2 separate regions of the Homo sapiens genome follow, and region 2 is linked to region 1. A link is an interaction called in ENCODE POLR2A ChIA-PET data of the cell type or tissue named here. Cell type or tissue: PC-9. All regions are shown on one strand. Links, peaks and the distances in the headings refer to the core of each region. The heading gives the core; the rest is flanking DNA.

Evidence for each region. ChIA-PET counts read pairs that join two places held together with the same protein. Peaks named below come from ENCODE experiments on the same cell type or tissue, not always from the same donor. Only the 100,000 strongest peaks of a DNase experiment are listed, where the experiment ranks them.
Region 2: POLR2A ChIA-PET joins it to region 1 with 5 read pairs; 4 of 35 experiments call an interaction of 5 or more read pairs at or near these places.

Annotation. Positions count from the first base shown.
Region 1 is chr9:121,347,460-121,355,165 of GRCh38, reverse strand. It overlaps STOM (stomatin), which reads left to right. Exons shown (of 7, transcript NM_004099.6): 3 at 493-565; 4 at 1,864-1,946; 5 at 5,843-6,046; 6 at 7,017-7,151. Among named protein-coding and RNA genes, the nearest start is that of STOM, 19 kb to the left of the region's middle. RefSeq lists an enhancer at 944-1,163. In PC-9, for the core only: no CTCF peak of the experiment used is centred there; a DNase peak (open chromatin) is centred at 3,735; H3K27ac peaks cover 365 bases.
Region 2 is chr9:121,253,546-121,261,251 of GRCh38, reverse strand. It overlaps a transcript of GSN not described here. Among named protein-coding and RNA genes, the nearest start is that of GSN, 11 kb to the left of the region's middle. In PC-9, for the core only: no CTCF peak of the experiment used is centred there; no DNase peak of the experiment used is centred there.

The sequences.
Region 1 (7,706 bases), core at 1,281-5,280:
TGTCTCATCCTCCCTTGTAGCTTGGATTATAGGCACCCACCACCATACCCGGATAATTTTTGTATTTTTAGTAGAAACAGGGTTTCACCATGTTGGCCAGGCTGGTCTTGAACTCCTAACCTCCGTGATCTGCCCACCTCGGCCTTCCAAAATGCTGAAATTACAGGCGTGAGCCACCGTGCCTGGCCTGCATGAGTAACTGAATAACAATGTTAACAGCTGAGGAGTGAGGTTATGGATTTGTTTCTGTATACTATTCTGTCCTTCCTAAATTTATACAGTGAATATCTATTGCTTTTGTAATCAGTAAGAAAATAATAAATAAGCTTTGAGAAGGTAAACATTGGACATGTGATTTATAGATATGATCTGGTTCTAAAGAAAAAAGATGAGGCATCTAATCTGTTTAGAGCAGAAATATATATTTAAGAAGCCATGCATGTATATATTTGTACTCTTCATGTTAAATTATTATTCATGTTTTTATTCTAGATTATAAAAGAGTATGAAAGAGCCATCATCTTTAGATTGGGTCGCATTTTACAAGGAGGAGCCAAAGGACCTGGTCAGTACTGGGATTCTAGATTGTTTATCTGAAAACTAAAGTTCTTTTTATTTTTTTTATTTTTAGGTAGTTGTTTTTTTAAAGACAGGGTTTCATTCCGTCGCCCAGGCTGGAGTACAGTGGCATGCTCATGTCTCACTGCAGCCTTGAACTCCTGACCTCAAGCAATCATCCCACCCCAGCTTCCCAAAGCACTAGGATTACAGACGTGAGCCACCGTGCCCAGTCTAAAATTTTTTTATTGACGTGATTTCCCTTATGAGGGCCTCTTCTACTCTGTCTTAGATAAGAGTTCATGTAGCAGGAGTTGTATAACAATAGCAGTGGTTCTAGCCAATCTTTTGTTACCCTTTCCTTCCTACCCTTCCCCTCCCCTTCCCATTTGAGCTGATAAGATTACCACCTAGGCCAAGAACAGTACAGCTATACAAGTTTGAGCATGAGAATCTCTACCAAAGAAAGACTTTCAGTCATTCATTTGGCAAACTTCAATTAAGCTCCTACTGTGTTCCAGGTTCTGGGAATTCAAGGGAGACTAAAACACAGTCCCTACCCTCAAGGATCTTCCTATCTAGTGGTAGGAACCAACAAGGAAACAGATAGCTACAATCCTATGTGATAAGTATTATGATCAAGTACTCACAGAGAGCTGTGAGAAAAGAGAAAACCAGAGAAGTGTTACTGATCTGAACTAGTCGTAGGCTGAGTCAAGGCTTTCTGGAAGTTACATCTTGACTGAGTCTTGAGGTCTGAAAAGGTGTTAACCAACAGGAGGTGTTTGCGGCGGAAATAGCAACATACACAAAGCAACAAAGAGGAGAGTATTGCAGATTCAAGAAACTGCAAGTAGATCAGTCCAGCAAGAGTGCAGGGTGTGAAGAGAGAGGAAGTGGCTGAAGAGGGGAACAAAGGCGGGTTATGCAGGACCATGCGTGGGGGAGGGTTTGTATTTTAGGGGGGATTGCTCGGCTTGCAGCTTAGGAAATAGATTATAGGAGAGAAACTACAAAAAATAGAAAGATGGCCTGGGAAACGATTGCATTGGTCCCAGTGGGGCGGTGGGGAGAAGAGTGATAGCAACAGTAGATTAAGGAAATGAACTCCACAGACCTTAGTGGAGACAGTCAAATGTGGGAAGTAAGCAAGAGGAATCAAAGTTATCATTCCTGGCTTCTGGCTCATTCACGAAGATGAACTGGTGACTTTTCAGTTCACTAGGTTGATTTTCTTAAAACTGAATGGAGAAGTGAACTGATTAGGTTGCTGGTGTCTGTATAATGTGTGTATCTTTGTTGCAGGTTTGTTTTTTATTCTGCCATGCACTGACAGCTTCATCAAAGTGGACATGAGAACTATTTCATTTGATATTCCTCCTCAGGAGGTAAGGTTTTCTTTGAATAACTGAGGTATCATATGTGAAAGTGCTTTACAATGAGGGACAGAATAGTTAGAGTGTAGGCTTTATTTATTTATTTATTTTAAATTTTTGTTTGTTTGTTTGTTTGTTTTAATTGGAATCTTGCTCTGTCACCCAGGCTGAAGTGCAGTAGTGTGATCTCAGCTCACTGCAACCTCCGCCGCCTGGGTTCAAGTGATTCTCGTGCCTCAGCCTCCCGAGTAGCTGAGACTATAGATGTGCGCCACCACGCCCGGCTAATTTTTTTGTATTTTTAGTAGACACGGGATTTTGCCATGTTGGCCAGGCTGGTCTCGAACTCCTGACCTCAGGTGATCCGTTCTGGCCTCCTAAAGTGCTGGGATTACAGGCATGAGCCACCGTTCCCTGCCAGAGCACAGGCTTTAGACCTTGACTGCCTTCAGCATTTCTAGCTCAGTGACCTTAAGCAAGTTCTTTAACTTTTCTGTGCCTCAGTTTCCTCATCCAGAAAATAGACATTTGTAATAGTAAGAACTACTGTATAAGGTGGTTCTGAGAAGTGAGATATATGTGCCAAGTGCTTAGAGCAATGGCTGACAAATAGTAAGTGCTATATAAGTTCTTACTGTTACTATTACAGTTGGCCCTTTGCATGCATGGGTTTTGCATACAGGGATTCAGCCAACCGCAGACTGAAAATATTAGGAAAAAACTCCACAAAGTTCCAAAAAGCAAAACTTGAATTTGCCATGCATCAAGCATGGCATTGAATCCACATGAATAAAGTGATGTGTAGGTATTGTATTGGATAATAGAAGTAATCTAGAGATGATTTAAAGTGTACAGGAAAATGTACATAGATTATACGGTTGGCTCCATGGATCAAAAATATTTAGGGAAAAAAGCAATTGACAATGATACAATAATACAAATTTTTAAAAACGGTGTAGTATAGCAACTATTTATGTAGTATTTACATTGTGTTAAGTATTATAAGTACTTCAGAAAGGATTTAATGTATAAAGGAGGATGTGCATAAGTTATATGCAAATATTGTGCCACTGTATATAAGAGACTTGAGCATCCTTGGATTTTGGTATCCTCTGAGGGTCCTAGAATCAATCTCCCACAGATACCGAGGAATGATTATTACAAAACATAGTGTAATGCTAATGTAAGTATAATAATATCATCATTGTTATTACTATCAACATTTTTACTACCACATTTCTCTTCTATGGGTTTCTGATAGAAAACCCTATTAGTTCATTATTTTTTTTCTTAAGGTTTTATTCTAGATAAATTGGTTAGAAACCAAAGAATTAGAAACTGCTTGTTGGGCATTTTAGATAAAACATAATATTTTATACTAGTGATTATTTTGTGCCTTTTCAAACTACTTCACAAGTATTATCATAGATGAAACTCATGGCAGAATCCCTAGAAAGTATATAGTTGCAGTGAAACAAAGGAATTCCTCCAGATTACAGTGGCAGAGCCAAGACTAAAATTGAGCTCTTCGGATTCTTTGTATAGTGCTGTTTTTTCCACAGCTCCATGCTAAATGCATTGTACATGAGCTCCCTCATAGCCCCCGAAAAAGTGATGGCCATCCTGGGAACCATGTCCTTAGGAGACTTAATAACCGTTGCATACAGAAAACCTGAAAACATCATGAAGGGGGAAGGACAGAAGAATGCTGTCAGTGTTTCCTGGCCAAAGGCCAGATACTCAGCATGGTGATGGAGCCTGGCCATGTTGCCTTCTCATGTCACAAATACCAGAAACCAGCTTAGGAACTTCCTTGTTGGTACTGATCCAAGAAGTGGGTGGGGTCAGACTTTATAATCCACCCAAAGTTAGTGATGCCAGGAATCATTTTGCCCACATTTTACTCATAAGAACAAGACTGAGAGTATCACTGTATTCTCTGTGTGTTTTCCCATCGTCTAAGGAAGATTGAGTCTCAGAAGGAGCCCTTCAGGGTAGCTGGACATTCTGGCATTTTCCACTATAAACATTACAGACATCTGGCAGAGTTGCTGTTTAAGCTTCTGCTTTCCAGTGGCCCTCTCCTATTCTGCAAGCTGCTGAATGCAAAGCAGATTGGAACTTGGCAGCAATCCTTTTTCTGATCCCCTGTGAAGTTTCTGTGAAGGGAGATAAACCCTTGCCGATGATAAACAGTAGGCAGAGAAGCTGTAGCTTTAGAAAGAAGCTGTGGCAAAGTCAAAGTGGCAAGAATTTGGGAATGACACACATTTTCCCATCATGTCATGGGAAATAATTAGTTTTCATACAAGATGGTAATACACTGTACATTTATTTATAAATCCTCCACTTCTCTTCCATGTTAGAAGTATTTTGAGATTACTAAAAAAGGATCACTGCTTTGATGTCTGGCAGGGCTAAACAGCCATGTTACAACATTGTTATTATTACCTTCCATTTTCATAGCTGTTTACTCTTTCAAAAGGGCTTCATTCACAAGTATGTTCTTATTTGATCTTCACAGAAATTTGGATAGAATTAGGCAGTATTATTAGCGCCATCTCACAAATGAGGAATCTGTTGGTCAAATGGGTTAAAAACCTTGCTAGAGGCCATCCAGGGACCTGAAGGCAGAGATGGGACTCAGTTCAGGTCTCCTAACTCTCACTGCTGTGTTCCTCATCGGTCACTGTTCTCAGGACCACATTTCAGTTCAGCTCCTCTCTCATTTATTGACTACCCGCTATGTTTCAAGCACTCTGCCAGTGTTAGAGTTACAAAGAATTGCCCTGAAGAAATTCATAGTCTAAGAGAGAAGTAGAAATGTGAATAAATAATGTCACTACAGTAAGGTGCAGTGGATGTGCAAGGGAAGAGTGCTTAACTCTGCCAAGTAAGCCAAGAAAGTTTCACAGAGAGAAGGACATTTAAATGATCAGTAGAAAGGTGCCAGCCTGATGTTGTTAGTGAGAGAGGCTGGAATTCCCAGGCTGGAGCAATCTTCCTGCCTCAGCCTCCTGAGTGGCTGAAACTACAGGTGTATGCCATCATGCCCAGCTGGCTTGTTTATTATTATCTAAATTAACTTATTACAGTTAATCAAGTCAGTGTTTTATTCAGTAAAGTTACCACCATTATCCAAGATGAAATAATAAGACAGCTCTTACGTGCCAGGAACTTTTCTGAGCACTTGAATGTATTTAACGCATTAATTCTAGCAAGAATGCAAAGTAGGTACTATAATTAATCTCTACTTTACAAATGAGAAAACTGAGTCCCAGTGAGTTTTAAGTGATGGATGTAACTATTTTCCTGGAGCCTCTCACTCAGATAACTTCTTAGCTTAAAACAAAAATATGTCATGTTTAGCATTTTTATGTAGCATGCTGTAAAATATGTTTTGATGCTGACCTTGCCCTTTAAAAACATTCCCCATGCACTTTTTGTTCCAGTAATATTGTGGAACTTGTAGTTTATCAAACCTTGACTCTCTAGTGCCTCTCTCTTGAATATTCTTCCACTCCACCCAACACCCTCAGAAAAATTGTATTCCTTTCTTCAAGATTCAATTCAGGTATCACCCCTGCCACCCACAGCTGCCCCTAAGAGTTTCCTTTGATTCCCTAACCTCCTTCAAAGGAGGAACCAAGTTTTTTTCCTACCTTAATCCCTGGTACCTAGTACAGTGCCTGCTGTTGAGTGATATCTCAATATTATTTGTATGATTGAATGAATTAATGGACTTGAATAATTTATTTTATTAAATTTTAAAAGATATAATTAACTTTCTGATGCCTTACTAAAGAAAATCAGCTAGTGTTATAAGATATTCTGTAGAATAACATTCCTTACAGTTATGTTAAAAAAAAGTCGTTGACAGATGTAAAATTGCTTCCTTCATCTTGTAGATCCTCACAAAGGATTCAGTGACAATTAGCGTGGATGGTGTGGTCTATTACCGCGTTCAGAATGCAACCCTGGCTGTGGCAAATATCACCAACGCTGACTCAGCAACCCGTCTTTTGGCACAAACTACTCTGAGGAATGTTCTGGGCACCAAGAATCTTTCTCAGATCCTCTCTGACAGAGAAGAAATTGCACACAACATGCAGGTGGGGAGTACGTCAATGCTGTTACCCCCCAGAAGCTGAAAAATGAAGCAAAGAGTCAATGGTTGTTTGAGAACCTTTTATTAATTCAAGTTGTGGGGGTCTGTGACCGTTTTTTTTTCTTCATAGTAAAATTTTTCAAATTTGGCAGGAGGGGACATTTTTCACATTAGCAGTTCATGAGTTCATAACACTCATGCGTACATTTTTTTAAAATTTTCTTCAGTGTGTATTTTTTTCCAGAATCAGTAATAACCTTTTTGTTTAGAACAGAGGCTATTCTGCAAGATAGTGTAGGTATTCCTAAAGCTTTATTCTGTGTGTGAGTCCCATGAATTATAACTGTTGTGCTTTCCAGTCTTTCTTGAGTAACAGATATTCAGTTAAGCATAGCTTATTCAAAAAAGATAAAGTGCTATAACTCTGGATTCTTATTATTTGTATAGACTTCATCGTGGGTAAAATCTATGATTGTATTTGATATGCACAACAACCTATGAAATAGATGTGTGGTTTCATTCCTGACATTCTAAAGGGAGGAAGTTGAAGCACAAAGGAGTAATATGACTTACACAGAGTCACATTAGCTCAGGAGTTGGCAAACTGTAGCCTACAGGCTGTAGTTTTTGTAAGTAAAGTTTGACTGGAGTATAGCCACAGCCATTTATTTATATATTATCCATGGCTGCTTTTGACTACAACAGCTGGGTTAAATAGTTGAGACAGAGACTACAAATAAACAATCACTATATGGCCCTTTTAGAAGAAGCTGCTAACCCCTGCATTAGCTTGTTAGCAACAGAATCAGGATCAGTGAGCCAGCCCCTGCGTCACCATTCGTTCCACCGTGGGGTAACTGTCTCTCCACAACTCTCCCCAGCACCTTATCTCCTCCAAATCCCAATGAATACAGCCTCTGTCAGCATCTGGGCTGGGCTGAGGAGATTTAGCTTGCCTTCTCTCTTCCTAACAGTCTACTCTGGATGATGCCACTGATGCCTGGGGAATAAAGGTGGAGCGTGTGGAAATTAAGGATGTGAAACTACCTGTGCAGCTCCAGAGAGCTATGGCTGCAGAAGCAGAAGCGTCCCGCGAGGCCCGCGCCAAGGTAACTTTTTTTTTAAACTTGTTTTTCTTACTGAGTTTTCTCTTTTATTAATAATTATAAAAAAACGTAAAACATGCTTGCTGTAAAAACTTGAAATAATCTTGAAGTGGTAAAGTTAGAAGTGAAAACCCTCCCCGTAACTTCAAATCATATTCCCCCAGAGGTCACCACTCCTAACAGTTGAGTGTATTTGGATTTTATTTGACCAGGTTTTTGGATTACTGGCTTGTTTGTTTTACAAAAGTAGGGTTATACTGCACATGTTGTTCTGCGCTCTGCTTTTTTCATTTAATATTAATATCTATGGACGTATCAGTACATGTAGAGTTACCTCATTCTTTTATGACTGTGTGTACCATACTTATTCTCCCGATTCCATATTAAGGTCAAATTAACAGTTCCAACTTCGGAGCAAGTGGGTCATCATTCCATCCATACCACCCATCTCTTACTTATTTTTGGCTTCTTTTTTGTTCTGTTTCTTTTCTCAGGCTCTTTTTCCCTTTTACTGTTTCCTATTCCTCATTCTCTCTTTTCCTCTTGTTTATATTCTCT
Region 2 (7,706 bases), core at 1,975-5,974, 95 kb after region 1:
AGCTGGCTTTTGTTCTAGATGAATCAGCCCAGCTGTTTCTGAAAGCCCAGCCCCACTCTTCTGGGCTCAGCGGACCAGAAGGCATTCAGCTGTCCCCGCAGGCCACCAGTGGGATGGGAGGGGGCAGTACTTTGTACAGTGGACTGCACCATTTACAGAGAGTTATATTATCACAACACCGAACAATGGGCTTTTCAAATGTTGTGCTGTTTCTTGGAGTTGAAACACAATCGGGCCAGCAATGCATTACCTTCTTAGGAATTTAGAGAAACTTAAAACAAACAAACAGACAAACAAACAAAAAAACTGATGATTGGATTAAAGTTTCAGTCCAAAGTTGATCTCCCTCCTTTCTCCTCCTCCCCTTCCACTTTCTCCTTCTTACATTCCCTTCTCCCTGTTCTTTTGCACTTCTGTTTCTTTTTCCTGGTTTTTCTCCTCTCTCATCACTGTTGTCAGCAGTAGCAGACTTTGCTGTGAAGTTCTAATAGCTTTGCCCAGGGAAGTAGAACATCCGAGTTCCACCCCGTGTCTCCTCTACCTTGCAAATGACCCTGGGCAAGTCATCCACTCCTCTGAGTCTCCATTGTGTCATCGGCAAACTGGGACAATAGAACAAAGTAACTCCAAGAGAGATTATACCTGGCTCATAAAACCAGGAGCTTTTCCAGCCCCTGGTTGTGCTGCACTAGCCCCAGCACAGGTTTCCTGTCCCAGGGAGAACCAGAGAGCATTTGTCTCATAAGATCCATTCAATTGCCTTTCAAAACGTTAGCTCTTAGGTCAAGTCACTCTAGGTTGTCTTACTTTACATCTGGAATTTATAAGAATGTCTTCAAAAATGCACAGTGCAAATGCAATCACTTCACTTAATTTTTTCTCAAACCAAAACCACCAACTTGAGAAATCAATACCTAATGAGCAAGAAGCACGTTTCCCCGATGGAGATTTCCTCTCCTCCTGAATGCTCCCCAAATTCTGAGGCTGAGGCAGTCCCAGCGAGAAGGGGTTCATCCTGCCACACCAAGCAGGCAGTCTAGAGTTTTGCTTTCTCCCTGGCGCAGTCTTGCTGCTTTGACCTTGACCTCAGCCAGATGACCCTGCAGATCCAGGTCTCTAGGTGAGCCCCCTTGGGGTCTCAGGGAGCTGTCCAGCTTCCTCTGTGCTTAGTCCAGACTCACGCTCAGCTTCTCACACAGCCATTCTCCAAAGTCTTAGCTGGCTAGAAATCTTATATCAAATTTGTTTGTATACCTGTCCCTCTTTCTTGTCTCCAGATGCCCTACATGTCCCCCTGTAGGGATGGGGGAGGAGCCTTTAAACAGTTTAAGGTGAAGTACCCCAGAAAGACTTTCAAGCCTGTTTTTCCCTAGAGCTGAAGAAGAAAAGCAGTTAAATCTTCAGCAGCAAGCTGTGATCTCTCTTTTAAAGTATACTACTTGATCATGGCATAAAATATTAATACAGCAGATGCAGTCTGGCTTCATGAGACCCACGAAAGGCTCTGGGAATCCCCGGTGCCAACAGTCACGGCTCTTAAGCTCTACTTTTTATCACTAATCCAGACAAGCTCTGAGCTTCTTTAGCCTGGCGTTGGTGGCCACACATGATCTGGCCTTGCTTTAACCCTCCAGCCTCATCTCATCCCCTTCCCACCTGAACCCCATGCCCCTATGCCACAGAATCCTGCTGGTTCCTGTCAGGTCATGCTTTGTATCACCCCAAAACCTTCAAACCTTGGCACCCCAGCTCTCTTTCTTGGGACTGCGTGTCCTAATACTTTCCCCCTGTTTAACTCTCCTTTATTTTTTCAGGCTCAGTTTTAGAGGACCCTCCTTGCAAAGCCTTCCCTGTCTCCTCCAGGGTGTATTACATTAGCAGCCCCTCCGTGGTTTCACAGTTCCTTGCACATGCCTCCATCATAGTACTTTCTGGACCATTCTGCTGAAATAGGCTCCCCTGTCTCGTTATTCTCCACTCCAGAACTCTGCTTAATTCCCTTGTAAGTGATGGTTATTTGTAATGATTTCATTACTGGGTTGTTTACCATCTCCCACACTAGACTTCGAGCTCCCTGAGGGCAGGGCCAGATATCTCAATCTCTGCTTCCTGTGAAAATGCCCAGCACAGCACCCTGGACAGATCAGACCCTCAATACACACTGAATTGAATGAATTGCACTGACACTTATCACACTGTGGTATACTTACCTGTTTATGTTTCTAGCTCTATCAGTGAATCCCTCATGGGCAGGGACCAAGTCTTGTTCACTATTGTGCTCCCAGTGCCCAACACAGAACTTGGTATACATTAGGAGACTAGTAAATGTTGAATGAATGAATGGATGAATGAAATGAATAAAGAGATGAACTAACATGAAGGCAGGATGAACAGATGATCAAATAAAGAAATTCCAAGTAACCTTTCTGAAGAAACTAATTGATATTTTTTACTTTTACTATTTGAAATAAATATCAGTCTCTTCTCTTGATTCTGCTCACTTATGCTGCTGGGAAAAAAAAAAAACTTGTAATAGAATTGGTCAAGGCTAACCTTTAAAAAACAATCACCACAGAAATCCAATAACTGGAGTAGCCTTTTAACGAGTAGGCAAGATGTTGATATCAATTTACGTTAATTAGTAAGGCTAAGATACCTTCTCAAAATGTCTGCTTCTGCAATCTTCTAGATTTGTATCAGATATCACCCCTTAGTCTTTCCAAGTTTCATATTTAAAAAAAAATCAGTAACTACTTAAATATCTTCAATATAGTTTTTTTTTTTTTTCTGATAAGGAGTCTCACTCTGTCGCCCAGGCTGGAGTGCAGTGGTGCAATCCCGGCTCACTGCAACCTCCTCCTCCTGGGTTCAAGCAATTCTCATGCCTCAGCCTCCTGAGTAGCTGAGATTACAGGCACACACCACCACGCCCAGCTAATATTTGTATTTTTAGTAGAGACAGGGTTTCACCACGTTGGCCAGGATGGCCTTGGCCTTGAACTCGTGGCCTCAAGTAATCCGCCTGCCTCAGCCTCTCATTCAATACAGTCCTTATCTTTAAGTAAAGTAGCCATATTTCCCCAAGTTCCCTGAAATCAGAGCATAGCACCAGATATAGGACTGACAACAGTCTGACACTGTAAACCGAGGACTGCCCTAGAATACTCCGGATGGGTAGTCAGCACACCCACAGATGTTTCTATTTTTACACAGTTGTGATCATCACATTTAAGCAATTATAGACTATCATTTTTTCCTCCTTACATTATTAAGCAAACATTTTTCCATGTTGCCATATGTTCTTTATACTTTTTCTGAACAAGTCATTTAACCTCCTGAGCCTCTGGCTTTTTGTTTTGTTTCATTTTTTTGTTTTGTTTTGAGACAGGGTCTCACTCTGTTACCCAGGCTGGAGTGCAGTGACGCAATCTTGGCTCACTGCAACTTCCACATCCCAGGTTCAAGTGATTCTCCTGCCTCAGCCTCCTGAGTAGCTGAGATTACAGGTGCACACCAACACACCCACCTAATTTTTCTATCTTTAGTAGAGATGGGGTTTCGCCATGTTGGCCAGGCTGGTCTCGAACTCCTGACCTCAAGTGATCTGCCTGCCTTGGCCTCTCAAAGTGCTGGGATTACAGACGGGAGCCACCACATCTGGGTGAGCCTCAGTTTTCTCACCTGTAATCACTTCATCTCCAGGGAACCTCCCCTAGAATTCTTGAGAGTTCAATGAGCTAATGGAAGGGGTTATTCTAGCAAGTAAGAGTACAGGTTTCAGGGGTCACATACCTTCGTGGAAGCCTGGCTCTGAAAATTCCTTATTAGGTTAACTTTGGGAAGTTACTTATCATCTTTGATTCCCGATTTTCTCATTTGCAAACTGGAAATTATAGTGCCTTATGCAGAGAATTGGTATGTGGATTAAATGGGCTTTTTAAAATGTATGTGTAATATTTAACCTAATGCCTGACACATGGTAGGTCTTAATAAATTATAGCTACTATTATTATAGTTACTATTAATTATCATACTTTTCTTTTCCGTAGAGTATATATATAATGATTACTTGACCTTTATCAAATGATTTCCTGTTTCTTACTCTTTTTTTTAATTGATAAATAATAGTTGTACATATTTTGGGGTACAAATGATATTTTGACACATGCATATACAATGTGTAATGATTGAATCAGGGTAATTTGGATCTCTATTGCCTCAAACATTTCTCTTTTTTGTGTTGGGAACATTACAAATCTTCTGTTCTAGCTATTTTGAAATATACAATAAATTATTGTTAATTATAATTTACTGTACTATCAAATTCTAGAACTTATTCCTTTTTTTCTTTTTCTTTTTTTGAGATGGAGTCTCATTCTGTTTTGCCCAGGCTGGAGTGCAGTGGCACGATCTTGGCTCACTGCAGCCTCTACCTTCTGGGTTCAAGCGATTCTCCTGTCTCAGCCTCCTGAGTAGCTGGGACTACAGATTTCCGCCACCACGGCCAGCTAATTTTTTTTTTGTTGTTGTATTTTTAGTAGAGATGGGGTTTCACCACGTTGGCCAGACTGGTCTCGAACTCCTGACCTCAGGTGATCCACCTGCCTCAGCCTCCCAAAGTGCTGGGATTACAGGCATAAGCCACCGAGCCCAGCCTAGAACTTATTTATTTTATCTGACTGCATTTTTGTAGCCTTCAGCCAACTTCTCTTCATCCTCTCTTCCTCCTTACCCTCCCCAGCCACAATTCTACTTTCTACATCCTCGAGACCCATGGTTTTCACTCTCACAGATGAGTGGGAACATGCAGTATTTGTCTTTCTGTGCCTGGCTTATTTCACTTAACATAATGACTTTCAGTTCCACCCATGTTGCTGCAAATGACAAAATTTCATTCTTTTTAATGGCTAAATAATATTCAAGTGCATATATACATCACGTTTTCTTTTGGCTCCTTACTCCTATAGGTAATTTCTGCAAGGTATATCCTCAGGCATACAATGTTTTTCTTCTCAAAAAAAGAAAATCTCTTCAGATTAAACAGATTAAACTCCCAAGAAAAGCCAGCACAGGCACATAGCCTTCCCCTCCCGCTCTTACTTGGTGAGCTCTTGATTTCTTAAGACCCAATTCAAAATATCTTCCTCTAAAAAGGCTCATTTGACCCCCGAAGAGAGTAGATCTCCCCCAGCCCCACTTTACCGAGAACTCACCATCTCTCTCATAGGTATCTCTAAGTCCTCTCCCTCCAAACAATTCCCTCATGACCCCAGAAGGATTTTTCTGGAAATCATGTAAAGCACTGTGTGGGAAAACAGAATTTCTTGATGTCTAGTTAGAGTGTAAATTGATGCAAGATGAAAAAGGACAATTGGAACCGCTATTCTCTATGATCCAGCAGTTCCACCCCCAGGAATTTTTCCTACAGATGTACTCAAATGGGCAAAATGGCATATTTACAAGTTATTAATCATTGCTTGCAATAGCAAAATAATGGAAATCACCTAAAGGTTCACCAAAAGAAGATTATTTAAATAAATTTATTTAAATAAATCATAATACATGCATACAGTAGAATGCCATTCCATTATAAACAAAGAAAGTGGAAATCCTTATGTAGTAAAATGGGGGCATTCTCAAGCTATATCTATATTTTTATGTGTATGGAATATCAGCATATGTGTTAAAAATAAAGAGGGGAAAGAATAGATACATGAGCTAGGCATGGTGGCTTATGCCCATAATCTCAGCACTTTGGGAGACTGAGGTGGGAGGACCACTTGAGGCCAGGAATTTGAGACCAGCCTGGGAAACACAGTAATATCCCGTCTCTATAAAAAATACAAAAATTAGCCAGGCATCGTGGCGCACGCCTACTCCCAGATACCCAGGGACTAGGTGGAAGGATCACTTGAGCCCAGGAAGTTGAGGATGCAGTGACTGTTGTGCCACTGCACTCTAGACTGGGTGACATAGCGAGACCCTGTCTCAAAAATAAATAAATGGCCGGGTGCGGTGGTTCACACCTGTACTACCAGCACTTTGGGAGGCCGAGGTGGGCAGATCACAAGGTGAGGAGATGGAGACCATCCTGGCTAATACGGTGAAACCCTGTCTCTACTAAAAATACAAAAAATTAGCCGGGCGTGGTGGCGGGCGCCTGTAGTCCCAGCTACTCGGGAGGCTGAGGGAGGAGAATGGTGTGAACCCAGGGGGCAGAGCTTGCAGTGAGCCGAGATCACGCCACTGACTCCAGCCTGGGCGACAGAGAGAGACTCTGTCTCAAAATAAATAAACAAACAAATAAATAAATAAAATGAAGATATATGTATTTGCTTGTACTTACGTAAAATACTTTTGTAAGGGTATATAAGAAACTGGTAACACTGGTCACCCCTGGGGAGAATACTAGGTAGCTGGCAGGCAGGGCAAAAGGAGATTTTTCTGTGTATATCCTTTTGTTGCTTTTGAATTTTAAACTAGATATATGTATTAGCTATTCAAAATAATAATAATAACATTAGAAATAAAACGTGGTGGAGACACAAACATATTGCTACGTGTGCTCATTGCTAAAAGGGCTAGCAGAAGAATTCATCTTTGGGAGAAAATTGCTCTTTCAGAGGAGAGAAAAATCTTTCTAAAGGTCTTTTGGTTGTGCAAAGCCAAAGACCAGAGCCTGGTCTGGAGAAGAAAGGTTAAAATCATCCTAAAGAGAAGTATGACCTCTTTAGGTAAAGAGGCTCTGCTTTTAAATAATTCTTTCCTCCTGTGTGGTGGACCCCGGAGACAGGAGTCTGAGGGAGCAGGAACTTGGGAGAGAGAAAAGGGAAGAGAAAGAACTTACATTTAAATAAGAATGAAACCCAGGACTGAGAGACTCTGTAAATGGTATAAAGCCTAAGGCATTTAGAGCAGGTGATCTTGTTTCACGGGAAGCCAAGTCTTGCTATTACGCATGTAGCAGGCTGTGGAGGCTAAAACTGTGTTAGGATCAAAGCTGAGCTGTTTTGTAGTTGCTTCCCTTTCTTTGCCTACCTGCCACAATTTTTGCCCCAACTGTATTATGCAGTTTGAAGGCTGAGCGCTCCTGACCGCTTAAGGAAAAGGAAATGATCTTTTTTCTTTTTTGGCTTGTTTTAATTGCTGATGATCCAGACTCTAGATTAAATAGGTCATCAAGTCTTCTGCTAAAGAACGAGAGAACAGAGGAACTGGTAGAGAGAAAGAAGGAAGTACTATTGAGGAAGCCAAAAAAGGAGAAAGAAGAATTTTCTCAAAAGAGTAGGAGACCAGAGGAAAGGAGAAGAAGAAAGTGAAGGGAGGGTCACCCCAAGAGCCCTGCCAGCCTGGGAGCTGATGTAGGGTAGTTTACCAAAAAGGAAGAGGACCTGAAGCTCAGTGGAGACAGGTGAATGGAACCAGCAAAGAAGGGTTTCAAGGGACATTGTTTGAGCAACAAGGAGCAGGATGAGACTTGAGTCATTGTCACAGATCTCTCAGCCATAACCAGAGAGAGAACCGCCAGTTCCTGCACCAAATAGAGAGAGAACCGCCTATTCCTGCACCAAATTCATCTACACACTTTGTTTCACTGTGGGCAGCTGGTAAATATGTCACTCCATTAGCAGTGAACACATTGATGCCTGCCAAGCTGGAGAGATGCCCACTCATACCATATAACTTCGAGATGAACCTGTCCCGTG